3 separate regions of the Homo sapiens genome follow, and all the other regions are linked to region 1. A link is a loop called in an ENCODE intact Hi-C map of the cell type or tissue named here. Cell type or tissue: chondrocyte. All regions are shown on one strand. Links, peaks and the distances in the headings refer to the core of each region. The heading gives the core; the rest is flanking DNA.

Region 1 (10,182 bases), core at 1,012-9,011:
GCTTAGATAGAAATAAGTAAGCACTTATATAAATTAAATATTCCTAAAACTTTCAGAAGTACAGGAGCTAATCCAGTGTTTTTCACTATCACATGATTTGGTCAATCTGGTACATAAGATGAGTTTGGTGTCATTAGTTTAATAAAAAACAGTCATGTCTTCTGAGCTCTCAGCATTAAGCATAATAAAAGCATGCATTTGTTTTCTGCTTGGGTTTGCTAGTCAGGATATGCTAAAGGTGGAGTCAGATGAGCACAGGCTTCAGAACTGAGTCCAGGTTACACTCTCCAGGCCACAGTCAGTTCCTGAGCTCCACAGGGGACAGACAGAGATGCATTTAGGTGGTAAATGAACTTTGCACCTTAGGCTTGTTGTGAGGCCAAGATGAATGATCCATGCAGAGCACTTAGCTCAGATCCTAGAGCCTGCAAGTATTTATGAAATGTTAACTAATGTCACTGTGTACTTGCTGTATAGCCCTGGACAAGCCACTTTATCCTTCTGAACCTTAGCTTACTCTTGCAGGCCATGTGTGGATACGTGAAAACATATTAGGTTGGCGTAAAAGTAATTGCACAATTAATTTTGTGCCAACCTAATAGTAAAATGTAAGAGGCCATGTAAGAGTCAGTTGCACATAGTGTCAGTGGCTGGGCAGGAGGACGCAATGTTGGCAAAAGAACCCGAGATCTTAGTGGTTAGAAACAAAACCCGTGGCTGGGTGCGGTGGCTCATGCCTGTAATCCCAGCACTTTGGGAGGCCAAGGCTGGCAGATCACCTGAGGTCAGGAGTTCGAGACCAGCCTGGCCAACATGGTGAAACCCCCATCTCTACTAAAAATACAAAAATATTAGCTGGGGGGTAGTGGTGCACCCCTGTAACACCAGCTACTCGGGAGGCTGAGGCAGAAGAATCACCAGAACCCAGGAGGCGGAGGTTGCAGTGAGCTGAGATCATCGCCATTGGACTCCAGCCTGGGCTACAGAGCAAGACGCCATCTTAAGAAAAAAAAAAAAAAGAATAAAACCCTTATCTCTCACTCCTGCTGTCCACCCATCATAGGTAAAGGAAGAACTCTGCCCATCACTGCCAGGCAGGCCCAGGCTGACCAGGCTCCAGCCACACTTGGTTTCATAGCCACAGTGGCAGGAAGAGGGAAGAGAGTGAGTGTCTGTACCATAACAAAACTAGTAGGGGCAGAGTATCCAACTGTCATCATTATTACTCCTGAGGTCAGCTCACGAGGTAGCTTGAAAGTCATCTGCTCTGAAGAGAGAGACTTTCTGTTTATTTGTTTTCCTTTTCTGGCTCCAGCAGGTCTGTACCGGGGTTTTGACTGTGGTAGGAGGGCAGGGTATGTGAGGACCAGGCAGCTGACAGTCTGGGGCTGGGGATACTCTGGCGCAAGGGTCTCCAGAAATGTATGCCACCTTGGACAGGTTATTTGAGTAATACTTGGACACCCGGCAACATCACCCTCTGATGGTAGCTCTGAGCCTCACTGCAGATGATCAGAAGGGGAGTTTGAGGGGAGGGAGGAGCCCTGTGGGGTATGGAATATTGGCACACAAGCATTGACACAGGGTCTTTTTTATAATGGAGACATTTTGAGATGGCCTAAAACCACAGTCGAATGGAAACATGACCCGCTAATGGGTCCGTAGATATCCTTGCCCCTCCATGCCTTCCCCAGATTCCACTCTGCATCCCATGGCTCACTGTCCTCTTTCACAGTCACCAGCCCCTCACCCTGACCCTCACCCCAACCCTTCCATGTCTCCCATGCCACCCTAGTGCTTTCTTTACTTGGTATCACACAGAGTTCCTACATGTTGACATTACTATGTCTAACAGCTGCCTCAAAGTGGTCCACATGGGGTCCACATGTTGAAACCACAGGGTCAGCTGGTCTGGTGCAGAGGCCTCAGGACTTCCAGAATTATCAAATCTGTAAGTCAAAAACTAGAACCCAAAAACACGATTGTGAAAACTTTGCTTGTTTGCTCAACCTGGGACTGATTTCCAGAAGATTCGGAGCTGCCCATGGGAATCTTGTGCGGGTAATCAAACCAGGGAGGTATGATTACCTACTGCCTCTGCCTTTCCTGTATTCTAGATTCTCTAGAAGAGATCTACTCCAAATCTTGTAAAACCAAAAGGGTCTCTACACTTCTTAGGAGTGGGTGGATGAGACAGTGAGAAGAACATGAGCTAGAAAGCCTGTGTGTATCCTGAAGTTCCATTTGGAAGGACAGAAATGCTAAGAAAGGGTGTGATGGTTGGTTGTTATTTTGAAAAGTCAGTTTGACAGATATTTACTGAATACTTATCACCAGTGGATAAAAAGGATGAAGGATAACTCTTCTCTTAAGGACCTCACAGTCCAGAAAGAAAAAGAGAAAAATGCAACATTGGAGGGGAGGATGGGAAGTATTGTGAGAGCAGAAGGCATGGGCTTGGAGGAGGAGACCTTCCCAACTGAAGCCTGTGGGGGTTCCTGGAAGATCTTCCTAGGATGTGGGTCCTGAGCTCATGCTGAAGGGCCATTCGCCAGGTGAGGCTTTAGAGGAAAGGGTTTCACGGTTTCCCAGGTGATGCAGGAGGCCCAGAACCTGTGGTTTACAGGGGAAAGGCTTGGGCTTGCACTCCCCTCGCAAGCCCCATTATAGCTCTAAGTGGGAATTGGGTGGCTGGAGGTGACCCAATCCACCCAGAGAGTGGGGCTCCCATGAATCAACTGGAGGGATGTGCAAGGGACTTCTATTGATGGCAGAAGCATCACCAGTGCCATTTACTTCTGTTTTTCTTCATGCAGAACAATGGCAGGGAAGGATTCTCCCTTCTCTCAAAGACCTACTTGGGATGGCAGGACACAGTGTGAGGCTGCGGACAAGATCACCAGTGTCCAGCACTTTCTCATCACAGCATGTTGGGGGTCTCTGGCTGCAGAGAGCTTGACGTCATAGTTAGGACATTTTTTGGTGGCAAGGAACAGAGGCCAATTCAAGGTAGCCAGGTGAGTGATGGTGCTGTAGGGAGATCTCCTTTGGGGAGAGCAGAACTGAGAGCTTACATTGTTACTGGGAGCCCTGGGAGCAACCTCTTCACATCTTTACATTCTGATTTCTCCATCCTCTCTTCACGCATCCCACCCAGCACACTTATTCTGCCTGGCTGGTGGGAAATGGTGGCCCACAGTGCCCAGGTTCTTCGTTCAGATTTACAGTCACCTACAGAGACTGGTTCTTCCTCACTCCCACCTCCAAAGTCCTGGGGTCTAGGAATGACTCTGTCAGGGTTAGATGTGACCAGCATCCCAGCCAGAAGTGTGGGGTTGAATCGTGCAATTGAGGGTTGCAGGTAAGTCCTGTGCATAAGGTGGGGTGGCGGGTGTCAGATTGGGGGTCACTGTGAACCAGTACACACCCTGAAATCAGGCTGCAAGCTCGGAAGGAAAATGGGGTCTGCAGAAGGAGAGTGTTCTCTGGAAATGAGAGTTGGGGCTTCTTGGGCCCCCTTGTGGGTCACAGCTATGGGATTTAACCTCATGTGGGATACATTGTCAAAGAAAGGGCCCTAGCTAATATTTCTTGGTAAGTTTTCATCCTTCAATTCTCTGCAGTTTAATACCTCCAAACACATATTTCTGAGTTACAGTGTTTATTTAGAAACCTCACAGAGCCTTTGGGAGGCCGAGGCGTGTGGATCATGAGGTCAGGAGATGGAGACCCTCCTGGCCAACACAGTGAAATGCCGTCTCTACTAAAAATACAAAAAATTAGCAGGGCGTGGTGGCAGGCGCCTGTAGTCCCAGCTACTCAGGAGGCTGAGGCAGGAGAATGGCGTGAACCCAGGAGGCAGAGTTTGCAGTGAGCTGAGATCTTGCCACTGCACTCCAGCCTGAGTGACAGAGTGAGACTCCATCTCAGAAAAAAAAAAAAAAAGAAAAGAAAAAGAAAAGAAACCGCAGAGCCATCCGGGTACGGCTGCATGTATTTGCATTTACAGTGACTGATGCTGAGTTCCTGGCTATAGGAGTATTCCATTTTATGGAATACTTCTGGATACTGCACTCACAGACTCAACTGTAAACTGAACACATTTATATTATATCTCTAATCTCTATTCTCATAATAGTCTTACTAGTATTACCACCACTTTAAAAATGGAGAGAGAGAGAAAGAGAAAGTGTGTGTGTTACCTTTCTGAAATCACTCAGCTAGCAAGTGCAAGAACAGGGATCCCAACCCTCACCACTTCTCCACATTCCTTGTTTTGCGAATCAAGATGTGTGACCCTGTTTGGGGTTAGGCACAGTGGCTCAAGCCTCTAATCCCAGCACTTTGGGATGCCGAGGAGGGTGGATCACCTGAGCTCAGGAGTTTGAAACCAGCCTGGCCAACATGGTAAAACCCCATCTGTACTAAAAATACAAACATTGGCTGAGAGTGGTTGTGCACACCTGTAAATCTGAGCACTTTGAGAGGCTGAGATAGGAAGATCACATGAGGTTAGGAGTACGAGACCAGCCTAGCCAACATGGTGAAACTGCGTCTCTACTAAAAATATAAAAATTAGCCGGGCGTGGTGGTGCACCTGTAATCTCAACTACTCAGGAGGCTGAGGCAGGAGAATCGCTTGGACCCGGGAGGCAGAGGTTGCAGTGAGCTGAGATTGTGCCACTGAACTCCAGCCTGAGTGACGGAGTGAGACTATGTTTCAAAAAAAAAGATGTTATGACATTGTTTGGGTCATAATCAGTCACAGAGAAACATAGTGGCAAAATCCCAGTCTCTGAGTTCCAAGGCAGAGAATATGTGAGTTTACTCAGAGATGACAATTTAAGATTGCCTCTTCCTTAGCTCTGGGACCTCAGGCAAGTTTATGTATCTGTGCCTCAGTGTCCTCATCTGTCCAGATGACTGAATCATTGTGAGCAGGAGATGAGTTAAGTCTTGCAGTGTTTGCAGGCACCAGGGAAGTGGCACAGGTTATAATTAACAGTTCAGACATCAGGGAAGGGTTCCAAGAACATGAGTTAAACACTGACTAAGGAGGGGCCCTTTCAGAAGAGGAAGAGGTGGAGAGGAAGGTACAAGAGACAGTATGAGGTGGGAGAGTGGACCTCTGTAGATGAGGGTCAGGAAGGAGGTTGACAGGATGTACATAAGGCACTGGCAGGAGTGAAAACTCGGGGTGAAGGTGCATAGGCCCCAAACACCCCATGAAGGAGTCTGGGCTTTGCCCTGGAGGACCAGAGCTGGAGGGGACACACCAGGGGGGCCAGTGGGTGTGCTTTTTGGAGAAAATTTTAGAAGAAGAGGGAGGAGGCCAGAAGTCAACGATGCCTGGTCTAGAAGTCATAGCTTCTGTGAACGAGGAAGTCTCATAGGCAAAAGAACAGGCCTGGTCTTATGGGGTTCTGGGTCCAAAGGCCAGACCTGTTGCAAAGTGTCAGCAAGAGAAAAATTCCTGGCCCTCTCCTGCCAGCTCTAGCTCCCCCTGTCAATGAGAGAAAGGACAGGCCTATTCCAGAACACTCAGCCATCAGGCACAATCTCCAAGACTTGACTGTCCACTGCCCTCCTTCCCTCCCTCCACACTCCCCTCACCACACTTGTGGAGGGCCTGGGGATTAATGCCCAGTTTGCAGGGCATTTAATAGTGGCTTCTCAGCGGGCGGAGCTGCAAACGCGTCCAACAGCCCCTTCAGCCCATGCTGCTGCTGCCACCGCGTGGTGCAGGCGGGGAATGACTGCGCACCGTCCCTGTTCAGCGGGAGCACCGGAGCCCATCTCCACCTCCGTTCTCTGCGCTGAAGAGGAAAGAACCACGCGGATTCAGCACGGGGAATGTTTCTTGTTTAGGAACTGTAATATAGGGATTGGACACTAGCTAAAAAAGAGCATCTTTGGAGATGGGGGTATTAAACAGTTCAAATATGCTTGGGATTCATCAATATGAGACTTGGAGAAACATCTCTGTGGCCACTGCTGTGGCTTTCTTGGATCTGAACCAGACACTGCCTTTGTTTTTTACTACATATAAGCCAGAGGGAGTCCTGGGCTGCCTGAGCTGGGGAGGCGGGTGCGGTGACAGCAGCGCCCCTGCAGACTGAGCCTGCGAGTCCCACGCGTGAAGCCCACGCGTGAAGCCCGCAGGGTGCGCCGGGTTGTGCGGGGCATGGCAGCTCCCAGCCCCTCCACACATCGGGTCGGCCACTTCCCTGCGGGGACAGAATCTAGCATTTTTTCAACTGTCCTAGTCTATGTATAATTCCGTTTGTCTTTTGAAAGCAGTTGTTTATTTTGAAAGGCACAAGCGGAATGCCTTACATCAGCGCCCCTTGACCCGGAGGTAGGAGGAGCGTGAGAGGAGCCACAGGGTGGACTTTAAACCACACCGATGTGCTTGAGTCACGGGTCCTCGGGTAGCAAGTGGCTCTGCACAAGTTGTTGAACTTTTGAATTTTTTTTTTTTGACAGAGTCTCACTTATGTCCCCCAGGCTGGTGTGCAATGGCACGATCTCCGCTCGCTGCAACCTCCGTCTCCCCGGCTCAAGCAATTCTCCTGCCTCAGCCTCCAGAGTAGCTGGGATTACAGGCGCCCCCCACCAAGCCCAGCTACTTTTTTGTAGTTTTAGTAGAGATGGGGTTTCACCATGTTGGCCAGGCTGGTCTCAAACTTCTGACCTCAAGTGATTCGCCTGCTTCAGGCTCCCAAAGTGCTAGGATTACCGGCGTGAGCCACCACGCCCGGCCAGTTGTTGAACTTTCTATGAGCCTCTGTTTCCTCATCTGTGGAATGTGTCCTAGTCTATGTAGTAGATTAGTCTCTCTTGTAGAGGAGTCTAAATCATCAAGGGCGGTGTGTTTGCCTTTCATTTTACCCCACTCCAGACCACTCAGCAGGGCCCCCTTCTCGTTACTCCCTTTAACTATTGCAGCGAGTTAGGCAGTGACCCTTATATTCATGTCCGGGCAATCACTTCAAACATGGATATAGATGAACTCTGTGCCAAAAGAAGCATGTAACTGATTGCCCCCCAAAAGGAGAGGGCCAGGGCTGGTCATAGCGATGACCATGTGCCCAGAGGTCTTAGCGTGTGCCCCAGAGGAGGCTCCAAAATGAGGAAATGAGGGATCTGAAGGGCGGAAGGGAAGAGAGGTTCAGGCAGGTGTCCAAGGCTATCTGCCTGGTCAGTGACAGAGCCTGGACTGTGTGAAGGCAGATCCCATGCGTCTACCACTCACTGGCTGCCTCCAGCGGAAAGCAGAGTGGGCCCTGGGGTCACACACTCAGCTGGGAGGGAGTCCTCTTCCACGGAGTCAGTGGGTGACAGGGAATAGCCAGAGGCAGGGAAAGGAGAAGAGAGTGAGCAGAACAAGGTCATGGCAAAGTCTGGGTGAGAGGGAGGCTCCCAGGTGCAGGGCATTGAGAAGGGAACCCACAAGGGGAGGGGCCGAGGGTGGGGAGCCGCGGCTGGGGCACACTGAGGGTGAGGAGAGCATCCCATCCATGTGAAAATACCCAGGAGCTTGGGGATTTTGAGCTCCTATGAGTGGGCGTCTCATACCCAGAGTTCATTGCTGATGCCTTGACTGATTTCTTAAAACAGAAAAGATTTACTTGTAGGTGAAAGGAAGGAGAAAGACAGAAAAGAAATGTAATAGAGTGTCCCAGACAGGACTCAGTGCCATCAGGGATAGGGGTCAGGCACCTCTTGCCCAGAGATGCTTAAGGAGCTATGGTTCTTTGATGCTCTACCATTCTAGGAGTAGTTCAGGCAGCAAGAGAAACATCTTCCTGCCGCTAAGAATTGCTCAGACTTCAGCTGTTGTGGGCACTTACATTACTTAAGTTCAGTTTTTGTCACTCAAGGAAAGTCTTGTTGACAGAGGTGACAGAGGCTCAGAGTTAGGACCCATGTAGCAGAGATCAGCTTTACTGGGAAAAACTGCTTTGAGGCTCTGTAGGGAGCGGAATGAGAAACGGCAGTCACACACTGCCCCCTGGTGTTCAAGAGCATTTACTGTACCTTGGCTGCTTCCAAAGAGACAGGCGGAGCTCAGGCTTAGTCACCTTACAAATGTCCTTCCTAGGTGTTTTGGGTCTTACACATGTTCTTTTCACCTGTCAGTAACGAGGACCAGCTTTAGTGTTTACCAATCTATTTGCGCACTTTTTGGCCATACAACCCCGTGCAGGAAAAATAATCACAGGGAAAGAGAAGTGGGCTCTCCTCCCTGCACCCTTCCCTGCTCCCACAGCAGCCCACCTGGGAGCTGGCATATGTGATGGTTGAAAAGCATACTGCTTTTTACGTGTCATTCCTCAATAAAGTGATTTTCAAAAACACACAAAAAAAGCGTGGACTTTGCAGACAGATCATATTCAAATCCTGGTGCCCTGTGACCCAGAGGGTGGATAAGTCACTTAATCTGTCTGCGTCCCAGAGCGCCATGTGCTAGGAAGTGAGAATTAAAATACAAATGGGTCTGATCTCCAGCAGCTCAGAGGTGGCTGGAGGACTTACAGAGAGGAGGAGGTTTTCAATACAGCACCAGAAAAGCTTCAGAAGAGGTCAGTACTGGGAGCAGTGTATCTGAGAACCAGAGATTGAAATGGCTGTTTCATGAGGGCGATTGTGAACATTAAATGAGAGAACATGGATAAGGTTTTTAGTGCAATTCTGGCACACAAGGAACCACAAATTATAGTTATTAGAGTTCCAAAGGGGCCTCAGTGATTAAGAGCAGTAGGTCTGGGGACAGGATGGAGGTGTTGCTCCGTGTTCTGTGGCAGGGATTGACTAGACCTGGGCAGCCCAATGGAGATATAATGCAAGTCACAAATTAAAGCCACAAATGTAATTTTAAATTTTCTGGTAGCCTTACTTTAAAAAGTTTTTAAAAAGTGAAATCAAGTTTATACTTTATTTAAACCTATAAATCCAACATATTGTCATCTCAGTATGTAACATCAACAATTATTAATGACGCCTTTGACATTTTTTGATTTTGCCAAATCTTCACAATTCCATGTCTGTGCTACATTTGCAGCACATCTCACTTTGGACTAGCCACGTTTCAAATGCTCAATAGTTCCTGTGGCTCATCTGTATTGAACAGGGCAGCTGTAAAGGGCCACCTTGGCAAGGAAGAGGGACAAGACAGACTAGGCACATCCACCCTGCAGTTGAGCTGGAGAGCTTCATTCTGCTGTGTCTGCCTGTTTGGTCTAGGAGACATTAAATCTGTGCTTGTCAAAGAGTGGCTAAGAGATCACCTGCTTCAGAATCTTCGGGGCTGCCTCTTGTTTTTTTTTTTTGTTTTTTTTTTTTGACATGGAGTCTTGCTCTGTCGCCCAGGCTGGAGTGCAGTGGCGCCATCTCCGCTCACTGCAAGCTCCACCTCCCTGGTTCACGCCATTCTCCTGCCTCAGCCTCCAGAGTAGCTGGGACTACAGGTGCCCGCCACCACGCCTGGCTAATTTTTTGTATTTTTAGTAGAGACGGGGTTTCACCGTGTTAGCCAGGATAGTCTCCATCTCCTGACCTCGTTATCCACCCGCCTTGGCCTCCCAAAGTGCTGGGATTACAGGCATGAGCTTCCCCGCCCGGCCCTGGTCTGCTTCTTAAATGAAAAATCAGATTCCTTGTCCCTTTCTTACTGAAATCTCTGGAGGCCAGAATCTGCATTTGAAATAGGCTTTTTAACTGATTTTAAAGTCCAACATCCCATCCCCTTTCAAGTGTAGACAATGCATTACTTGGCACACAAGAAGGCATGCCCAATAGATGCTTCTCCTTTTGGATTAAAAGTCTGGAACCAAGGATTGGGGGTTAATAATTATGGAGGTGGTCATAACTACATTGCCAGGTCTTACCCTTCCTATTTAGATTCCCTTCACCTTGAGTTTAAACCTGGCCCTGTTCAATAATTTTCTCTAACATTCAGCATTCTCCTCTGGCCTATGTGATTTGGTGCAGGCACACAAAGTAAATTCTCCATAATATCTGAGAAGGTGACTCTTACATCCAGTGGAAAACTCAGCCTGTGGTCCATCCATGAGCATGAATGTCCCAATCTCATTTCCCCAGCATGTTCCCTCACCCTGCCCTAACTCCCCAACCCAGAGGAGCCAGAGGGAGAAATTTCTACTTATCTCGTTGTTATGG
Region 2 (10,182 bases), core at 1,338-9,337, 630 kb before region 1:
ATGGGCTTTGAATTCAGGCATATTTCGGTTCTGATCCAGGATCTGCACTTACTAGTTAGATGATCAGAGGCCATATACTTGAGTCTTTGGCATACAGCAAGTCCTTAATAAACTCCCAATAATAGTGGTGGTGGTAGTAGTACCAGTAGTAGGCAATAGCTTTAGAGATGCAACAGCCCCAGCAGTCTGTGTGCTATTGATTCAGCTCCTACATTTCTGCCTTTCACTGCTCCTTTCTTCTTCATTTATTCTTCCTCCCCTTAGACCTGGTTTTGGGGTCCTTCAGGATTCTGTTTAAAGGATGAGCCAGGGTTCTGTGGTTTAGCAGCACTAACAGCACAGGGAGAGAGTGTTCCACACTGAGCATTTATTAGCTTATTTGGTTCCTACCAGGACCCCACTAGGTAAAGGGTTTTATCTCAGTCTTACCAGTGATGAACGGAGATTCAATTTGTACGAGAATGAAGTTGACCAACTGTCAATCCTGTGCCATCTTTCTTACACCACACTGTTTCTGGGGAGACTTCAGATAGACGGCATTCCCTTTACTGTGTTTATTAAGCAGGCTTTTGTCCCTCTGAGTTTTAGGAGGCCACTTCCTATAGCAGAGCTGCTAACCTATAGCAAAACTGACTTGAGTTTTTCTCTCCAGTTTCCATCTACCATCACTTGGTGGAAGTGCTAAAAGGCAGTGAAATGATTAAAAGTAGGTAGAAAAAAGAAGCGAAGGGTCACGGAAATCCACCAACTGGAACATCCTTTATTAAATACTCAAGAATAGATTGCTTGCATGCATGCTCTAATTTGGATTGTTAGGGAGTTCCCAGGGGAGCCGTCAGAGGATTATTTAAACCTAACAGGCTCTGTGCCTCATTCCCTCAAGTCCTCAATGTTTTGGCAAACCACGTATTAGAAACTGTTCCACGTCTGCTTCCTTCGATGGAGTTTGCAGAGATACCAGGGACTATCTCAGGGAAGCAAGAAGAGCTCTGAGTGCAATGGGCCCCACCCCAGGAGACAGCTCCCTCTGGCCTTCCTCAGCTTCTCGTGATAATCCATTTTAGTGTCTGCATCTCAAGACTTTCTTGGCAGAAGTATCTCCTTATGATAACCTGCATCCCCTGTATTGCCACTTAAGCTCACATCCTCTGGGAAAGGGAGAACAGCTGGTCACCCTTTTCTGCATAACTATCCCTCAGGAAATCAAGCACTTGCTGGTATTTTTAATACGTGTTGAGATTACTGATGCTGCCAAGATTCTTGTTGAAGGGTGTTATGTCTCTTTGCTTTCTATATCCCAAAATGACACTGCTGGTGAGTTGTTTTCCACGTGTGTCAGGAGAGCTGAAATAACAGAAAATGTCTATATTTTGGAAGATATCTGTATGCATATTGTCCGTAGCCTGGTGGTAGAATCTGTTGCCACCTAGGGCCCTGCCTCTAGACCTTGCAAGATTATCTAATGCCTTTGCTCAAACATTCTTTTGTTCTGTGCCTTGTCCCCTTCCAAATCTCTAGGATTGCTGAGTTGCAGGAGCCTCTCTCTTCTTCAGTTCCTGAGTGTTGCTCAGTTATACCACATCCTTTGAAAGGGCTTCCTTCATCGTCATCACATTTCATTAGCCTTCCTGGCTTGAGTTCTTCTGCTACAGCTGCTTTCAAATCCTGGGGTCAGTTTCTATTCTGTCCCAATTAACGGGCTGTTCTTGAATTGTGGTGGCTGCCTACACTGTTGAAATTTAGCTACCAGCCTTACCTTAAACATTTTGCTCTTTTCAAACAGTGGTCCTTAAACTTGAATACACAGTTAAATTACTTCTGGAGCTCTGGTAAAATACAGATGAACAAGCACCATCCCACACCTGTTGAATCAAAATGAGCAGAGAAGAGATCCTCATGCAGATTATTAAGAGAAAGGTTCTATCTGAGGTTCCGAAGTGACCAACGGTTAAGTGATTCTGAACTATCTCTAAATAGCAGTGGTTCTCAGGTTTAGTGTACTTCAGCATCACCTAGAGGGCTTGAGAAAACACATTACTGTGTCCCACCCTGGAGATTTGCTTTAGTAGGTCTGGGTGGCATCCAACTGTTTGCCTTTCTACCAAGTTTCAAGCTGGTATTGATGCTGCTGTAGGATCACACTTTGCAAATGACTCTTTTAGAGAATCTTTTTACTCTCTGGTTTACAGAGTTAATACTTTGTACAAGATAAAGGAGAACATAGGTGTCACAGACATGTTTCATTCCAAGTGAATTTACTTGACCAGAGATAATGACTGTGACCCAGGATTGATAAGTTAAAAGCCTAAGCAGGGAGGCACCCCACCAGACATGATGTATGCATGAACGGACCGAGTGGACATTGGTTGATTTCAACCTGCCCGACATCTCTTCATTTATCTTCCATTAAAAATTAAATTGATAAGATTTCTCTTATCAATAACATATTCCATATAGATCGAATGGAAATAACTCCTTCTTCACTTCCATCATGGAGTGGACACATGCCCTCGACCTAACCCATTATAATTCTGCATTTCTTTGTCATAGTTTTTGGATTAGGGGAGGATCCATCACCAAAGTTAGACAGTGAGTGCTCTTTCTGAATTTTGCTGAGATTCTCAGAAAAGAAGCATTCTTTCCTTCCACCTTGTAGAAAGAGCCTGTTTGGGGGAAACAACAAAACAAAGCAAAATCAAACAAAAATAAAACCAGAGAAAAGAAAAGCTGAAAGATGGAAGGGGAGAGAGAGAGAGGACTGAGGCGGTATGTGAGGCAAGTCCTCTGCTTGAGCCCCTGCTCAGTCACACACCCCAGCTCCTCAGCGACATGAGAAGAGCATTTTGGTTTTAGTTAAGCTATTTTGCATTGAATTTGTATCACCTTCAGCCCTAAGAGTTCTGTCTAACACAATGCATACTCCCAGATTTCTACCATCCTAAGCAAATTCCTGTCCCATAATAAATTGAGGTTTTAAAACGTGCAAAGAATGAATGCACTTTGTGTAACATTATGGTGTACAAAAGGGTCCCAGTGGTCAAATACATTTGGATAATACTTCAAATTATATCACTCATGTAAAACTGCATTTCATATATTGGTATATTTAAGAACCTCAGAAGTTCTGAAGTAAATAAACCATTTATTTTTTTTCAAATTTAGCATTTCCCTAATATATTTTACCATAAAGACTCTTTTTGTGGAGCTGGCTACCCATCATCCCTAGCTTTCATTTTACTTCTGTGATGAATTTGAGGAAATTTTACAATGGTCTATAGGTGAAGTATCATTCTTACATATAAGCCATTCCTCCAGAAAGCACATTACACCCATTATAGAGGAAATACTTCTTGAAAATAAAAGGCATAGGGCCCCTTTCTTGGAAGAATCTCTCTATAAATAGTATTAATTTTTTAGCTTAGACTATGAAAGATTAAGTGACGTGATCAAAGTTAGGGAAAGATTGTCTTTCTTTGATTTGGAAAGAGACCTGTATTTTCTCAGCAGCTGGCCTCTCTTTCCCTTAGAGTTTTGGAGCTTGGCCTCAAAATCTCTCTGGTGTGGTGAAAGGGCTTTTGCACTGGTTCTTTGCAAACCTGTAAAGATAAGCATGTGAGCCTAAAGGTCATTACTTCCTGGGGAAGAAAAAAACTCATGGCTTGAGGTTAGGAGGAAGAGCAAACCGAAGGCACATTCTCTTTTCCTTATATTCCTGCTGGCACAAAAGCAATTCTCTGATTCCTATCTACTCTGATTCCCTCAGCTACTTTTAAACAAAGGGAAAAATAATTCTGATGAGAACAAAATATTTATTTCTTCCACTCCAGTGTGGTCAGGGGTAACTCAGAAAGTTGGCTGAAACTTGAGTGCTGAGTGATGGTCTCTAAGCATCATCCAGCTCTGCCAAGTCCCTGGCCCTCGGGGCCACTCTGCCGGAGCTGAGGTTTCCTCTGCACTTCTTATACTGCAGCCCAAGCTCCAAGGGCCAGTGCTTCTTTCTGTTCAAACTTTCTGTTCAACCAAGCTTCACTAAGTAGGCACTCTGCCCTCTACAGCCATCCACCATCTTGGTCACCACATTCCTTGATACCAAAACCTTACCAGAGTCAACACATTGCCAGAATTGCATGACATTTATTGTGTGGCACTGAAGGGAGAGATGCCTCTTTCCCTTTCATTTTTGTGTGTTTATGCCCCTTCAAAGGGATTGCGAAGCAGCACTGTATATGACTGATTTCTTAAAGATACTTCTGTGAAATAACTCAGAATAATTTTGGTTCCTGATTTCATGAGAAAGAAAAGGTAAGTTTGATGAAGTTGTGATTGGAAAACAAATTTCAATAACTGAAACCGAGCTGTACTCAGAAATGCCCCTTGGTGGCAGCCAACACTCTGTTACTGAGGTGAGCCCTGTGTTCCTGACTTGGTCTTGCCCCAAATGAAGTTCTCCAAAGATGCTCCTCAGTCCCCATGAAAGCGGGCTTCTAGAGCTCTCACTTCCCCTGCCTGGATATACCTGAGTCCCATATTCAAGCCAGAATGCTCAATACAAGGTCACCAAATGAAATAGCAAAGATAGCAAAGGTAATATGAAGAGAATACCATTGATATTTTACACATCTTGAGTGACTGGTATTCACAGAGGTACAAGCGTAGTTTCCATTTACCTTCTTCTATGTCAGGGGCTGGAAAAACATTTTCTTTAAAGGAGCAGACGGTAAATATTTTAGGCTTTGCAGGCCATCTGGTTTGTGTCTGAATTACTCAACTCTGCTAGTGTAGCTCAAATCAGCCATAGACAATATGCAAATGAACGAGCATGTTTGTGTTCCAGTAAAGCTTTATTTACCAAAACAGGTGGCAGGCCAGATTTATTCTGCAGGTTGTAGTTTGCCAACCTCTGTTTCATGTGATTGAGGTATTTCAAGATCTTCTATCTTTGAAGTGTAAATGAAATGCTTGTAATTCATTTTGCTGATCTACATATCGAAAAAAAGCATTTGATTGATATTTTCTTTTGTTGTTGTTGTTCTTGGTCTTCCATTTAAATGTTCAGTGCTTTATAATTATGAACTGTTGAAACATGCCTTTAAGGTCTCGAATTGCAGTTAACTTGGGAGCTTGAGATATGAACAGTCTGGGAAATGTTTACTTAACTCAGTCATATTGCCAGAGCTAAGTAGGTATTTCTCAACCGCTCTCCCAAATACAGAAGTTAAACACAGCCTTAATGCTACCTCATGTGCACATGAAAAGACAGAAGAGGTACCTGATTCTTCTAAGACATCTATCAGCTTCTTCACTCCAACCCATTCCCAAGTAGTTTTAAGGCCACGATTATTTCACATCCACTTTCTGTAGCTGAGCCAAGACCATGCTATACACTTGATCTTAGCCAAAAGACTGAGAAGCAATCAAGACTACACTGTACAAACTTTCTCCTACTTTGTTTTCTGCCCTCTCTCCTTTGCTTTTCCATCCCTAGTTCCACCTTTTTGCAATTATGCCTTCAATGAGTGTCTAAAAATCGGCATATGCAAAATTAACATCAGGATTAAGAAAAAGATATGAAGAAATAAATATAGATGCACTATAGTTCCATGTAAGAGGATCTCAAAGTTGGAAAAATATTTCACTTTCTATTTCAAGAATAAGTTAAATATTCTTGCTTTTATTCAACAAACAAGCATGGAACAACCAGTATGTGCCTGACACTGTGTCTTGCATTTTGCACGGGTTGTCTCATTTAGACACTATTAGATTGTGCTGCCTAGTGACCCACTCCAAAACCTAGTAAATTCAAACAAGAAATAGCATTTTCATGATTGTATGCACTATTAAAAGGCAAAAATGGGCTTGTCTGCAAATATATCCCATTGGTTACTCTGCTCATGAAACCACAAGAAGATTTAAAAGTGAAATCTATCAACAAGAAATTAAGAATGTCATTTCACTGATAAATGATACTAAATAGTATTTTTAAAGTTTTCTTATTTTTAACTTTTCCCAAATATCCATTTAAAGGAAGAGAAAGCTGAAAGGGCACAAAACGCCTCTGAGAGCTCATGTCACAATTCTGCAGGTACCTCTTGTCTGGGACCTCATATGGGATGGCTGCTCAGCCCTCACCACCAGGTCCTCACCCTGAAGCCCACCATCCTGGGCTTGTCACCTAGTGGCAGAAGGCTACTGACAGCAAGAGAGCAGTCACCAATGTGCAAGCACTTTCAAGCCTCTGTTTGGATTACTTTTGCACTTGTTGCATTGGCCAAAACAAGGCACTGGTCAAGGAGTAGAGAAATAGACTTCACCTCTTGTAAGAGAATCAGGAAAGTCACCTTGCAAAATGTCATGCATACAGAGATGTGTGAATACATTGGGGTCATGATTACAACAACCTATCCCAGCCAACTCAATCTATCCAGTGCCTCAAACCACAAACTCCAGTATGGAATATAAAGGGAAAGTTTCAAGAAAAATCATCATACTCTTTTCTAATATGAGTCACTGTCATGGTACCAGGGAGATGCTGAAGGAAGAAACACAGTGAAGAGGTCAAAGCTAATCGTGGAGAGAAACTAAAAGACCATCACAAAGAGAAGAGGGGAAAATTGATATAAAGAGCTTCTGATAGAAGTCACCTTAAGGCACTATTTGTCCCTAAGAGGAATGTTAATTTTTTGATCTTAGAATAGAAAGGGAACAAGGAGAAGAAGAGATTAGAGCCAAAGAGAAGAGAAAAGGAATAAAGAAAAACAAAAGAGCTCATTGAATATAATGGGAATGGAAGAAGGGAGATATTTAGAGTAAAGGGGGTAAGCGAGAAGGCAAGAAGGAGTGAGTGAGTGACAGAGAGGGAGAGAGAGAGAGAGAGAGAGAGAGAGAGCACTCCACAGGGACCCTATTTAAAGGTCAGATGCACGACAGAGAGTTTATAAACATTTCTCAGACTGGTAGTAATGAGAAGGAGGAGCTTTGATTCTGAAACTTATTTTCCTTCATTAGTTAGTTTATCTTAGTTGAAATCAAACGCCAGAAGCAAATTCCCTGTAGACCGCAGCATAATAAATAGGTTTTTGAGGTCTTTTCTGCAAGCCGCTGAATAAGTATCCTCCGATCCTTTTATTATTTCCTCCTAAAAGAGAATTAGAAAAGGGTGCTGCCGGCACACAAGCCATAATATGACCACTGATGCTGGCAAACAGGAAGGCCCGCAGCTTCGTTGCCAGGGTGTGGGTGCTGTAACCCCGGGGCCTCACAGAATGGCTCTGCCAATTATACTGGGGTGGAATTATGGCTTTCTACCTTGTATAGCTGTCCCACCGGAAAAACAACGAACCAAAAATAATAGGGAAAAAAAACAAACCCACTCTGCACTTACTGTGGGCCCCAGAATGATCCTGTATTTAAGAACTGAACCCCTTATTTGGAGAATGCTTCTTCTTCCTTTTAGGCTTTGATTGTAATAGAAGAAAAAGTTAGCCTCCTCTGGTGCCCCAGTGAACATCAGAACACCACATAGTCCCGAACGCTTGGCAAGAATTTTCAAATGCACATAGAAGGTAATGTCATGAACATAAAGTCATTATTCCTCAGTGTACTTCCAACAGGCACGTTGGATCCTACAGAACTGAAGAGCCGAGAAAGGAATGAGATATGTGTTGCCTCTGATACGAGGAGTAGATGGCGATTGTATTGCAGGAATTGAGCAATGTACAGGAAACGCTGAACTCACAAGGGCTAAAATCTAGTGGCTGTTTTCATTATAATTAAAACTTTCAGGCTGCTTCTGAAACTCTGGATTTTAACTTTTTGCAGGAACCAGACCTTCCAGTTAGATTTCTAGCACTTCTTGCTCCCAGTTAGTGTTAAGCGGAGACCACAAAACAAAACAAAACAAAACAAAACAAAACAAAACAAAACAAATAACTATCTTCAGAGTTTGGAGGAGGGGAGGGAGTGGGAGAGGTACTGCGAGTGTGGATCTCTTTGCCAGTCATGGTCCAGTCATGGTCCATCCAGGAAAGAAGATACTACTTTTACTCTTTCACATAGAGAGGATTGAATGCTTGGAATTGGTTACACAGGCGATAGAAAAGCTGAAAGACCAAACAAAGGAAGATGATGCAATCAGAGATTATCAATAGCAAGAAGCTGCTCACATCCCAGGTAGCCAAGGCCAGCTGACAAGAACATGCTTTGGGACCTGGAATCCCAGGAGGCCCTGCAGTGGGAGCTGGAGCCACCCATATGCTGCTGGTGGAGATGAAGCTGGAGTGTTGTGCCCTTTCATTTGGGTGCATATTATTCTTTAGTTCACTAACTGTGTTTCTTAGAGTCTTCTGAAGATTCCTCTTTCTCTGACTACCTCCTAGGGATCCCTCCGTGGGTCTCTGGTCACCTCACTCTTCATACTCTTCCTGGGCAATGAGATCCACACTTGAGGCTTTGCTTTCTACTCAAAAGTTGATGATTCAGAAATGTCTCCACCCCAAAACTCTCTCCTGAGCTTTGGACTCCAGTAGTTAAACTACTACTGTATATTTTCACTCAGATTTCCTCAAAATGTATCAAACTTGAAAACTACAAGCAAAACAACCTCATGTTCCTTCCCGTGCACCACTGCTCCCCTGTCCAGATCAACGGTACCTTGGTGTATCCAGCTACCTAAGCAGAAATCTGGATGTCAGCGTTGAGAGTCCCACCACCTGGGGAAGAAAAACACCATTCATCTTCTTCATATCACACTTGGAATTTTCCCACATCTCTCCATCTCATGGCTTGCAACCTTTGGTTCAAGCCATCATCATTCTGTGCCTAGATTGTTCCTACAGTTTTCTGATCCATGTGCCTGTATCCTGTCTGGATCCTTTTCAGCCCTTCTCCACACTTCAACCAATGCAATATTTCTAAAAGGTACGTCCTTTTAATACCTTTCAGTGCCCCCTCACTGCCCTTAAGACAAAGTCTAAAGTCCTTAACATAGTTTATGAAACTATCAGAACATGACCTTACTTAACTCTTCATCCCAGTCCTCAACTTTTCTTCACTTCCACTCCTAACTCTCATCTCTTCTCTTTCCTTTTTCTTCTCCTCATCCTCCTCTCCCTTCTCTTCCCTCCTTTGCCCAACTCCCAGCTCAGGTTATGTGTAAACAATTGCAGTTTTCTTTTCTTTTTTTTTTCAGAAGGAGTCTCAGTCTGTTGCCCAGGCTGGAGTTCAGTGGCGTGATCTTGGCTCACTGCAAACCTCTGCCACCCGGGTTCAAGCAATTCTCCTGCCTTAGCCTCCCGAGTAGCTGTGATTACAGGCACCTGCCACCACACCTTACTAATTTTTGTATTTTTAGTAGAGAGGGGTTTCACCATCTTGTCCAGGCTGGTCCTGACCTCGTGACCCACCCACCTCGGCTTCCCAAAGAACAATTGCAGTTTTCTCAACATGCCATTTCTCTCATTTGCAAACTATCCCAGTAACCTCTCTTTTTGGAAGACCTCTTCCACACCATTAAGTTCTGCCCAACGCAACAACACAATGACCACCTTCATCAGGCTAAGTCCTACACACCCTTCCCTTACCTCTCTTCCTTACCTCTATGACTTGTTTAGATGGCTTTCCTCTTTCCCTGTAGAACTGCACTTTTTCTTTCGTAGCATTTAACATGATGTACTCTATTATCTTGTTCCTGTTATCCTATCTTTTTCTCCAAAAATAGCTCCTTGAGGATGTAGCTATTCCTTTTCCCCCACTGTATCTCTAAGACAAAGCACAGGGCTTGGCAGAAAGAATATCTATTTACTGAATAAATAAGCTCTTCTGTTTTAAATTTATTAAATATTTGCCTATAACAACTACGACTATTTTTGCTCATGAATTCACACTCTTGAAGATAATTATTACCTTTAAAATGACTATATTTTAAAAGGCATTTCAGTTTTGTAGTTGTACCGCTACATACCAAGCCTTAGGATGTTTGAAAAAACTGTTCAGTTATGTTCAATATATGAAAAGTATAATTTACCAGAAAGAAAATCTGATGGATAAAAAAGACTCAAAACTATACCAATGTCTTTTTATCCAAAGAGCAACTCAAAAATTTTTAACATTTGTCTTTATGAAGACATGAAATTGTCTATAAAACAAAGGCATAGACCTAAGACCAATGAATGGAAAGTATAAATA
Region 3 (10,182 bases), core at 1,227-9,226, 930 kb before region 1:
ACACCCTTTGCTGCTCTGTGCCTGGCTTGCTTTTGGCAGGCATGGGATCCAGGCTGGTAGTTATAGCTGAGTACAGCCTGCCAGGCCGAGTGGGCAGAATGAGCCCAGCAAGTCCAAGCAAAACTCAGGCAAAGGTGCCACTGGCTACAGAGATTTCTGGATGGCAAAGCAATACCTCAAAAGTCCCATGACACTAGGACTACAGGCAGGCCACCACACTCAGCTAATTTTTAGCTGAATTTTTAGTCTCCCTGTGTTGCCCAGGCTGGTCTCAAACTCCTAGGCTCAAATGATCTTCCTGCCTCAGCCTCCCAAAGTGCTGGGATTACAGGTATGAGCCACCATGCTTGGCCTGTTTTACTTTCTTAATAGTAGTTCTGTAATAACCTGATAGGTTCTTCCTGCCTGCTGCACAAACAACGTCAATCCACTGAGACCATGACATTGCAGTAAAGAAAGGGTTTAATTAACCCTTGGCTGGCCATGCCACATGGGAGACAGTTATTACTCAAATTAATCTCTCCAGAAATTTGTAGACTAGGGTTTTCCAAGGAGAATTTGTTGGGCAAGGGTATCCAGAAGGGGACATCCTGATTAGTTGAGGATGCAATCATAGGGGTGTGGAAAATGATCCTTGTGTGCTGAGGCTGTTTCTGAGTGGGGGCTACTAGAGGAGTCCAGGTCCAATGTCCAGGTCCAAGTGGAATCATCTGGTTGTCAGAAATGCAAAAGCCTTAAAAGACATCTCAAAAGGTCAATCTTAGGTTCTACAAGAGTGATGCTATCTGCAGGAGTAATTGGGGAAGTTGCAAATCTTGGGACCTCCAGAATAATGACTAGTAAGTATTTAACTATGCCTACATCTAGCAGAATTCAGACCCCTTTCATCCTCCTAACTTGGTGGCCTTTCATTAGTTTTACAAAGAAAGTTTAGTTTTTGGGAAGGGCTGTTATTATTTAAACTGTAAACTAAATTTCTCCCATAGTAAGCTTGGTCTATACCCGTGAATGAATGAAGACAGCCAGCCTGTGAGGCTAGAAGCAAGATGAACTCAGCCATATTGGATTTCTTTTATTGTCATAGTTTTGCAAAGGCAGTTTCAGTTTTGGTGTCATGTTTGAGAAATAGTTGCCTCTTCTAAGCTCATGAAGATATTGTCCTATATTTCTTATAGAAACTTGATTTTCTCAGCTTTCCTAAAGTAGGGGGCCAAGGTTTCTTGTTTTTGTTTTCCATGTACCTTTTCCCACTGAATTGCAGTGGAGTTCCCTCTCTCCCCATTAGGGTGTGGGAGACTTGTGGGTCTGTTTCTGGACTCCTCTTCCTATTGGATTGGTCTGCTCCATATTCTAGTACCAGTACTGCACTGTCTTAATTTCTGTAGTTTTCTAATAGGCTTTATATCTCATGGTTTAAAATATATGAGCTTTGTTCTACTTCCTTACGTCCTTGGACATTCTAGGCTCTCTGCATTTCCGTATGAATTTTAGAAACAGCTTGTCTGCTTTGAGGGAGCCTAGCCAATGGGGGAAAAAGAGAAGAATCGGCTTGTTAGTTTCTACCCCCCCACCCCGCCCAACCCCCAACACAACAACAGAAAACCAAGGGAGTTTTAGTGGGATTACATTGAATTGCATTGAATCTATAGACCAATTCTGGGAGAACTGACATCTTAACAACATTGAGTTTTCCAGTCAAGGAACAGACACATCCTGTTTACTTAAGTATTTCAAACATTTTCTTATTAATGTTTTGCAGTTTTTTGTATAAAAGTCTTACACATTTCTCATTAGATTTATTTATAAGTGATTTATGTTTTGATGTTATGGCAAATGGTAATTTATATTTTCTACTTGTTTGTTGCCTTTATATAGAAATACCACCAACTTTTGTATAGTGCCCTTGATAAATTCTTTTACTAATAGTCTGTTTCTAGGTTTATTTGAATCTTACTAGCTTTTCTCATTTGTTTTGTTAATGTGATTAATCACATTCACTTTTAAATGTTAAACTAGCCTTTTATTCCTGGAATAAACTACCCTTGTTCGAGATGTATTACTTTTTTAAATATGTGCTTGCATTTTATTTACTTAAGTTTTCTCATGTGTTCATGAAATATATTAGCTTGTGGTTTCCTTTTTTAAAATAATGCACTCATAGGTTTAGAAATAAAAATTCCGATGATCTCATAAAATGTGTTGAAATGTATTTCTTTTTATTCTCTCTGTCTTTAAGAGTTTGGATAAGATTGGTTTTAGTTTTTTCATAAATGTGAAGGAGAATTCACTAATAAAGCCATCTCACAGTTTTCTTTGTGGGAAGTTTTTTTTTTTTTTGTAAATTAAAAACAACTATTATTATTACAAATTCAATATCATTCACATCTTTCATTTCATCCTGTGCCAGTGATGGTATATTGGAATTTTGAGGATTTTTTTTCTCCATGTAATCTAATGTTTTGACACAAAATTTTTTAAATTTATGGGCATGAAGTTTTTCATAATGTCTTTTTATTATCTTTTTAATATTTCTAAGGTCTATGTGATTTCTCCTTGTCTATGCCTGATACTGATAAATTGAATTTTCTCATTTTTCTTCCCTTGATTAGTCTACCTAGGGACTTATTAATTTTAGTAAATTTATCTAAGAAGCAACTTTGACTACATTGACTTCTTATGTTATACCTTATTGATTTCTGCTATTATATTTATTATTTACTTCTCTTATCCTTGGGTTTAATTAACTGTTCTTTTCCTCGTTTATTGAGATGGAGGCTTAACTTAGTGATTTTCAATCTTTTCCTTTCACCTAATATATGCATTTGAAGCTATTAATATTCCCCAAAGCACCTTTTGGTGTATACAACAAGTTTGGTTTATTGTCTTTTCTTTATCTTTCAGCTCAAAATAGTTTCTATTTTTTCATTGTGATTTCTTCTTTAACTCATGGGTAATTTGAAATGTGTTGCTTTTCTAGCTTCTATTTATCTTTCTCTTACTGAGCACTCAATTCCATAGTGGCGACAGAACATGCAATATATGATCTAAATAATTTGAGATTTGTCAACTTGTTATATGAGCCTAGGATATGCCTCTGTCTTGTGGTCTATGGTAAATGTCTTATGTGCAATTTATATATGGATATATAGATACACAGGTGTGTTGAAAGTTTCCCAATTTCCATGTGTGATGATTAGCTATGTGTTAACTTGACTGGGCCACATGATGCCCAGATAGTTGGTTAAACACTATTTCTGGGTATATCTGTGAGGGTGTTTCTGGGTGAGATTCACATTTGAAGGGGTAGACTGAGGAAAGAAGATTGCTGTCTCTATTTTGAGTGGGCCTCACCCAATTTGTCAAAGGCCTGAATAGAATAAAAGGCTAAGTAAGAAAGAGTTCTTTCTCTGCTTGTCTTCAGTCTGGGACACTGGTCTTCTCCTGCCTTTGACTCAGACTCAAGACTGGAACTGATACCATCAGCTCTTCTGGGTCTGAACTTCTCAGCCTCCAGTGTTGCATGAGTATTCTTTATAATAAATCCCTTTTTTTCTCTGCACACACACACACACACACACACACACACACACACCCTATTTGCTCTGTTACTCCCTGACTAATATATCTTTCATATTTAAAAAAATGTTATTCAACTAAGTCCTAGTCAGCTAACTCCCAAATATGGATCTTCTAGATCACTATTTCTATTGGTTATTTGTTCTCTTAATTATCTATAACATTTTCCTTTTTTATGTGCCTCATAATTTTTTTTGCAGACATTGTAGATTATAAGTTTGGGAGGTTCTTCCTCTAAAGATTTGTTAAATTATTTTCTGGTGGACAACTCATTTACTTGTGGATTACTTGATCCTGTCAAAGTCTGGTTTTCTGGGTAGCATTACTTTCAGCTTTGCTGTTAGTGCTACAGCACAGCCCTTATACTAAGGTGTAGTCTTTATGTTATAGGATCTTTGGGGTGTTGCTTTTCTGACTGGAAACCTGTGGCCAGTGGTGCCTTTGCTTGAGTTTACTCGATCCTGCGGGGCTTGCTCTGTCCACTCAGCCTGGCAGGTGGTGCTCAGCTCACACTACCAGCCTGGATCCCATGACTGCCAAGGGAGACTGTGTGGAGCAGCAAGGGCTGTGTGAGTGAGCCTGGTGTCCAGCCACTGTGCAGTCAGACATGCTGGCTGCTGCAGCGGGGAGGGCAGCTCCAGGTGCTGGCCCTCTGCAAGGCTGCGGCTGGACCAGGTGCACCACAGGCAGCTTCTACAGCTGGCACCAGGGAACATGGGTATGCCTGGAAGCTTGGAGACACCAGGAACCACAGAGCTCTGAAGAGGAAGTCACAGACCTGGCTCAGACGGTTCCCAGGTCTGGGCTCCCTGAAGGGCTGCAGCTCTTCTCTCCTTCTCTTTGCCTGCAATGTGGTGATCTAGGGGCATGTTTCAGCCCTGTTTGTCTTATAGCTCTTTCAGCCCCACTACTCGACAGGTCCCAAGTTCTTCTCCTGTGACCAGGAAGAATGAGGTACACAGAAAAGTGGAGGGTGAGCAAGATAAAGAGGAACTTTATTGAGCAATAGGGTAGTTCCTTTCCACAACCAGAGTGTCCTGACAAGTGTTTAGCTCTTAGCAGAGAGGAGACCCTGAAGTGGGAAGCTCCTCTCTGCAGGCAGGTGATCCCATTGTCTGCCTAGCTCTCAGCAGTGTGGCGGCCCTGGAGTGGGTTGCTTCTCTCTGCAGCTGGTTGTCCTGATGTCTGCTCTGCTCTGGCTGATCTCAGGGCTTTTATGGGCCTCAGAGGGGAGGAAGTGTGTGCCGATTGGTCCATGGGTGGCCATGGGTAAGCCTGGAGAAGGCACCACAAGTTCCCACTCTGGTCTGCAGGACTGGCAGCCTGGTCCTCAGCCTTCAGACCCTCCCTGGCCTGAAGGTGGGGCCTCACCAGGAACCTGCCCACTTTGTTGCTCAATGAAGCTCCTCCTCTTTTCAGGGTAGAATTATTGATTGAGTTATATATATATAAGTTATAAGTTATATGATATATATTATATATAATATATATATATATATATATAAAACTCAATAATTCTATCCTTAAGGAGTGGGGAGTGCAGGAGGGGGACTGGTGGGCAGAGGGCTGTGGTTCCTAAATCTCCAGTTCAAGAAAAAGGCAAAGAGCCCTTGAGTCTTCTACAGTATTTCATGGTGGATGAAAAAGAAAGATTTCTCAGAATTACCTCAGAACATGAAGACAATGATAATAGCAACAATAGTAGTAATCATAGCAGTATCAATGGTAAAAATGTCCTCTCTGGGTCTACTTTAATCATTTATAAAACAATGAGAATAAACTAAATAATCCTTAACTTCAACTTAGCTCTGAAGATCCATTGTTTCTCATTTTTCTTTTCTTTTTCTCAAAAAGAGGAGCATAGAGGTGGTTTAGTGATCTTATGTTAATCCCTTAGTATTCACCAGTCATTTGTGAACATGTCCAGTGTGAAAGATGTCGTTCTTGATGCCTGGAAGACAGAGGTGAATGAAGTTATCTTGTTTCTGGTTCTCATGGAGCTTTATATGTATCGCAATAATTATATTCTTCAGGACTGGGATGAGTGTGACTAATTATTCATAACATGTAATTTATAAATTCTAGGCTGAATGAATTGCTATCGTTTTGGTCATGAGGTCAAGATACTTAAAAATCAATTTGATATGTGAACATATTTTCCTAACTTTGGTGCAATTAAGAATGCTAGAAATAAAAAGGACTTTGGAGATCATTTTTATTCAACCTATCTGATGTTACAGGTAAGGACAGAGTTCTCTTTTTCAGTCTGGGTATTTTCACCAAGCATGGGGTCTCTGAGCTTCATTGGTGTTGCACGTATTAGCAGCATATTCCCTTTGATGGCTAATTAAATATGTAGGTATTTACCATGATTTGTTTATCCCTTGACTCATCTATCAACACTGGGACTGTTTCTGGGTCTTGGCTATTGTGAGTAAGTTCTCTATGAAACTGTTTAAAAAAAAATTAGTTCTAGGGAAATGAAGGAGTAATAGAACCAGAGTTCAGGCTTGGTAATTACCAGCTCTTCCCACTGGGAGGCAGCACATGTAAAAGTCAGAGCTTGGCCTCTGGAGTCAGGCCCTAATTTGATTGTTAGTTTTGCCACGATCTGTGTGATCCGGGGCAAGCGACTTAACTTCACCAAGCTTTAGTTTTCTTATCTGTAAAATAATAATAGTATCTTTGCTTTAGACCTGTTATGAGGATTAAAATGAAATAAGATATACTGTACTGCATTTAGAGGAGAATTTGGCATAAAATAAAGACTTAGTAGCTGTCAGGCCTCTGAGCCCAAGCCAAGCCATTGCATCCCCTGTGACCTGCATGTATACGCCCAGATGGCCTAAAGTAACTAAAGAATCACAAAAGAAGTGAATATGCCCTGCCCCACCTTAACTGATGACATTCCACCACAAAAGAAGTGTAAATGGCTGGTCCTTGCCTTAACTGATGACATTACCTTGTGAAAGTCCTTTTCCTGGCTCATCCTGGCTCAAAAAGCACCCCCACTGAGCACCTTGCGACCCCCACTCCTGCCCACTGAGCACCTTGCGACCCCCACTCCTGCCCGCCAGAGAACAAACCCTCTTTGACTGTAATTTTCCTTTACCTTCCCAGAATCCTATAAAATGGCCCCACCATTATCTCCCTTCACTGACCCTCTTTTCGGACTCAGCCCGCCTGCACCCAGGTGATTAAAAGCTTTATTGCTCACACAAAGTCTGTTTGGTGGTCTCTTCACACGGACGCGCACGAAATTTGGTACCGTGACTCGGATTGGGGGACCTCCCTTGGGAGATCAATCCCCTGTCCTCCTGCTCTTTGCTCCGTGAGAAAGATCCACCTATGACCTCAGGTCCTCAGACCGACCAGCCCAAGAAACATCTCACCAATTTCAAATCCGGTAAGCGGCCTCTTTTTACTCTCTTCTCCAACCTCCCTCACTATCCCTCAACCTCTTTCTCCTTTCAATCTTGGCGCCACACTTCAGTCTCTCCCTTCTCTTAATTTCAATTCCTTTCATTTTCTGGTAGAGACAAAAGAGACATGTTTTATCCATGAACCCAAAACTCCGGCGCCGGTCACGGACTGGGAAGGCAGCCTTCCCTTGGTGTTTAATCATTGCAGGGATGCCTCTCTGATTATACACTCATGTTTCAAGGGTGTCAGACCACACAGGGACGCCTGCCTTGGTCCTTCACCCTTAGTGGCAAGTCCCGCTTTCCTGGGGCAGGGGCAAGTACCCCTCAACCCCTTCTCCTTCACCCTTAGCGGCAAGTCCCACTTTCCTGGGACAGGGGCAAGTACCTCTCAACCCCTTCTCCTTCAGCCTTAGCGGCAAGTCCCGCTTTTCTATGGGGCAAGAACCCCCAGTCCCTTATTTCCACACCCCAACCTCTTATCTCTGCACCCAATCCCTTATTTCCGTGCCCCAACCTCATATCTCTGCGCCCCAATCCCTTATTTCCGTGCCCTGACCTCTTATCTCTGCGCCCCAACCCCTTTTCCCACTTTTCTGGCAGGTAAGAACCCCTGAACCCCTTCCCTCCGTTTCTCTACTCTCTTTTCTCTAGGCTTCCTTCCTTCACTATGGGCAACCTTCCACCCTCCATTCCTCCTTCTACTCCCTTGGCCTGTGTTCTCAAAAACTTAAAACCTCTTCAACTCACACCTGACCTAAAACCTAAATGCCTTATTTTCTTCTGCAATGCCGCTTGACCCCAATACAAACTCGACAGTAGTTCCAAATAGCCAGAAAATGGCACTTTGAATTTTTCCATCCTGCAAGATCTAAATAATTATTGTCATAAAATAGGCAAACGGTCTGAGGTGCCTGATGTCCAGGCATTCTTTTACACATCAGTCCCGTCCTAGTCTCTGTGCCCAGTGCAACTCGTCCCAAATCTTCCTTCTTTCCCTCCCGCCTGTCCCCTCAGTACCAACCCCAAGCGTCGCTGAGTCTTTATAATCTTCCTTTTCTACAGACCCATCTGACCTCTCCCTTCCTCCCCAGCCTGCTCCTCGCCAGGCCGAGCTAGGTCCCAATTCTTCCTCAGCCTCCGCTCCTTCACCCTATAATCTTTTTATCACCTCCCCTCCTCACACCTGGTCCGACTTACAGTTTCGTTCCGTGACTCGCCCTCCCCCACCTGCCCAGCAATTTACTCTTAAAAAGGTGGCTGGAGCCAAAGGCATAGTCAAGGTTATTGCTCCTTTTTCTTTATCCCAAATCAGATAGCGTTTAGGCTCTTTTTCATCAAATATAAAAACCCAGCCCAGTTCATGGCTCGTTCGGCAGCAACCCTGAGACGCTTTACAGCCCTAGACCCTAAAAGGTCAAAAGGCCATCTTATTCTCAATATACATTTTATTACCCAATCTGCTCCCGACATTAAATAAAACTCCAAAAATTAAGTTCCGGCCCTCAAACCCCACAACAGGATTTAATTAACCTCGCCTTCAAGGTGTACAGTAATAGAAAAAAGTTGCAATTCCTTGCCTCCACTGTGAGACAAACCCCAGCCGCATCTCTAGCACACAAGAACTTCCAAACGCCTGAACCTCAGCGGCCAGGCATTCCTCCAGAACCTCCTCCCCCAGGAACTTGTTACAAGTGCCAGAAATCTGACCACCAGGCCAAGGAATGCCTGCGGCCCAGGATTCCTCCTAAGCCATGTCCCATCTGTGCGGGACCCCACTGGAAATCGGACTGTTCAACTCACCTGGCAGCCACTCCCAGAGCCCCTGGAACTCTGGCCCAAGGCTCTCTGACTGACTCCTTCTCCGCTTAGCGGCTGAAGACTGACGCTGCCCGATCACCTTGGAAGCCCCATAGACCATCATGGACGCCGAGCTTTGGGTAACTCTCACAGTGGAAGGTAAGTCAGTCCCCTTCTTAATCAATACAGAGGCTACCCACTCCACATTACCTTCTTTTCAAGGGCCTGTTTCCCTTGCCTCCATAACTGTTGTGGGTATTGACGGCCAGGCTTCTAAACCTCTTAAAACTCCCCAACTCTGGTGCCAACGTAGACAATACTCTTTTAAGCACTCCTTTTTAGTTATCCCCACCTGCCCAGTTCCCTTATTAGGCTGAGACACTTTAACTAAATTATCTGCTTCCCTGACTATTCCTGGACTACAGCTATATCTCATTGCCGCCCTTCTTCCCAATCCAAAGCCTCCTTTGCGTCCTCCTCTTGTATCCCCCCAACCTTAACCCACAAGTATAAGATACCTCTACTCCCTCCTTGGCGACTGATCATGAACCCCTTACCATCTCATTAAAACCTAATCACCCTTACCCCACTCAACGCCAGTATCCCATCCCGCAGCACACTTTAAAAAGATTAAAGCCTGTTATCACTCGCCTGCTACAGCATGGCCTTTTAAAACCTATAAATTCTCCTTACAATTCCCCCATTTTACCTGTCCTAAAACCAGACAAACCTTACAAGTTAGTTCAGGATCTGCGCCTTATCAACCAAATTGTTTTGCCTATCCACCCCATGGTGCCCAACCCATATACTCTCCTATCCTCAATATCTGTCTCTACAACCCATTATTCTGTTCTAGATCTCAAACATGTTTCTTTACTATTCCTTTGCACCCTTAATCCCAGCCTCTCTTCGCTTTCACTTGGACTGACCCTGACACCCATCAAGCTCAGCAAATTACCTGGGCTGTACTGCCGCAGAGCTTCACAGACAGCCCCCATTACTTCAATCAAGCCCAAATTTCTTCCTCATCTGTTACCTATCTCGGCATAATTCTCATAAAAACACACGTGCTCTCCCTGCCAATCATGTTCGACTGATCTCTCAAACCCAAGCACCTTCTACAAAACAACAACTCCTTTCCTTCCTAGGCATGGTTAGTGTGGTCAGAATTCTTACACAAGAGCCAGGACCACACCCTGTAGCCTTTCTGTCCAAACAACTTGACCTTACTGTTTTAGCCTAGCCCTCATGTCTGCGTGCAGCAGCTGCCGCTGCTTTAATACTTTTAGAGGCCCTCAAAATCACAAACTATTCTCAACTCACTCTCTACAGTTCTCATAACTTCCAAAATCTATTTTCTTCCTCATACCTGACGCATATACTT

What was found. A loop is a pair of places that touch in the nucleus more often than their neighbours do. Peaks named below come from ENCODE experiments on the same cell type or tissue, not always from the same donor. Only the 100,000 strongest peaks of a DNase experiment are listed, where the experiment ranks them.
Region 2: a loop joins it to region 1, with 2.6 times the contacts of the local background. A loop is called at or near these places in 9 of 110 quality-filtered maps.
Region 3: it touches region 1 in a loop (5-fold over the local background); 35 of 110 quality-filtered maps call a loop at or near these places.

What each region holds. Positions count from the first base shown.
Region 1 is chr7:41,938,775-41,948,956 of GRCh38, reverse strand. No RefSeq gene overlaps it. Among named protein-coding and RNA genes, the nearest start is that of INHBA, 240 kb to the right of the region's middle. In chondrocyte, for the core only: CTCF peaks have their summits at 5,722, 7,803 and 8,018 (motif pointing left); no DNase peak of the experiment used is centred there.
Region 2 is chr7:42,569,091-42,579,272 of GRCh38, reverse strand. No RefSeq gene overlaps it. Among named protein-coding and RNA genes, the nearest start is that of LINC01448, 130 kb to the left of the region's middle. In chondrocyte, for the core only: CTCF peaks have their summits at 4,167 and 4,371; no DNase peak of the experiment used is centred there.
Region 3 is chr7:42,872,576-42,882,757 of GRCh38, reverse strand. No RefSeq gene overlaps it. Among named protein-coding and RNA genes, the nearest start is that of C7orf25, 34 kb to the left of the region's middle. RefSeq lists enhancers at 4,242-4,763, 6,146-6,235, 5,993-6,924. In chondrocyte, for the core only: CTCF peaks have their summits at 5,916 and 6,118 (motif pointing right); no DNase peak of the experiment used is centred there.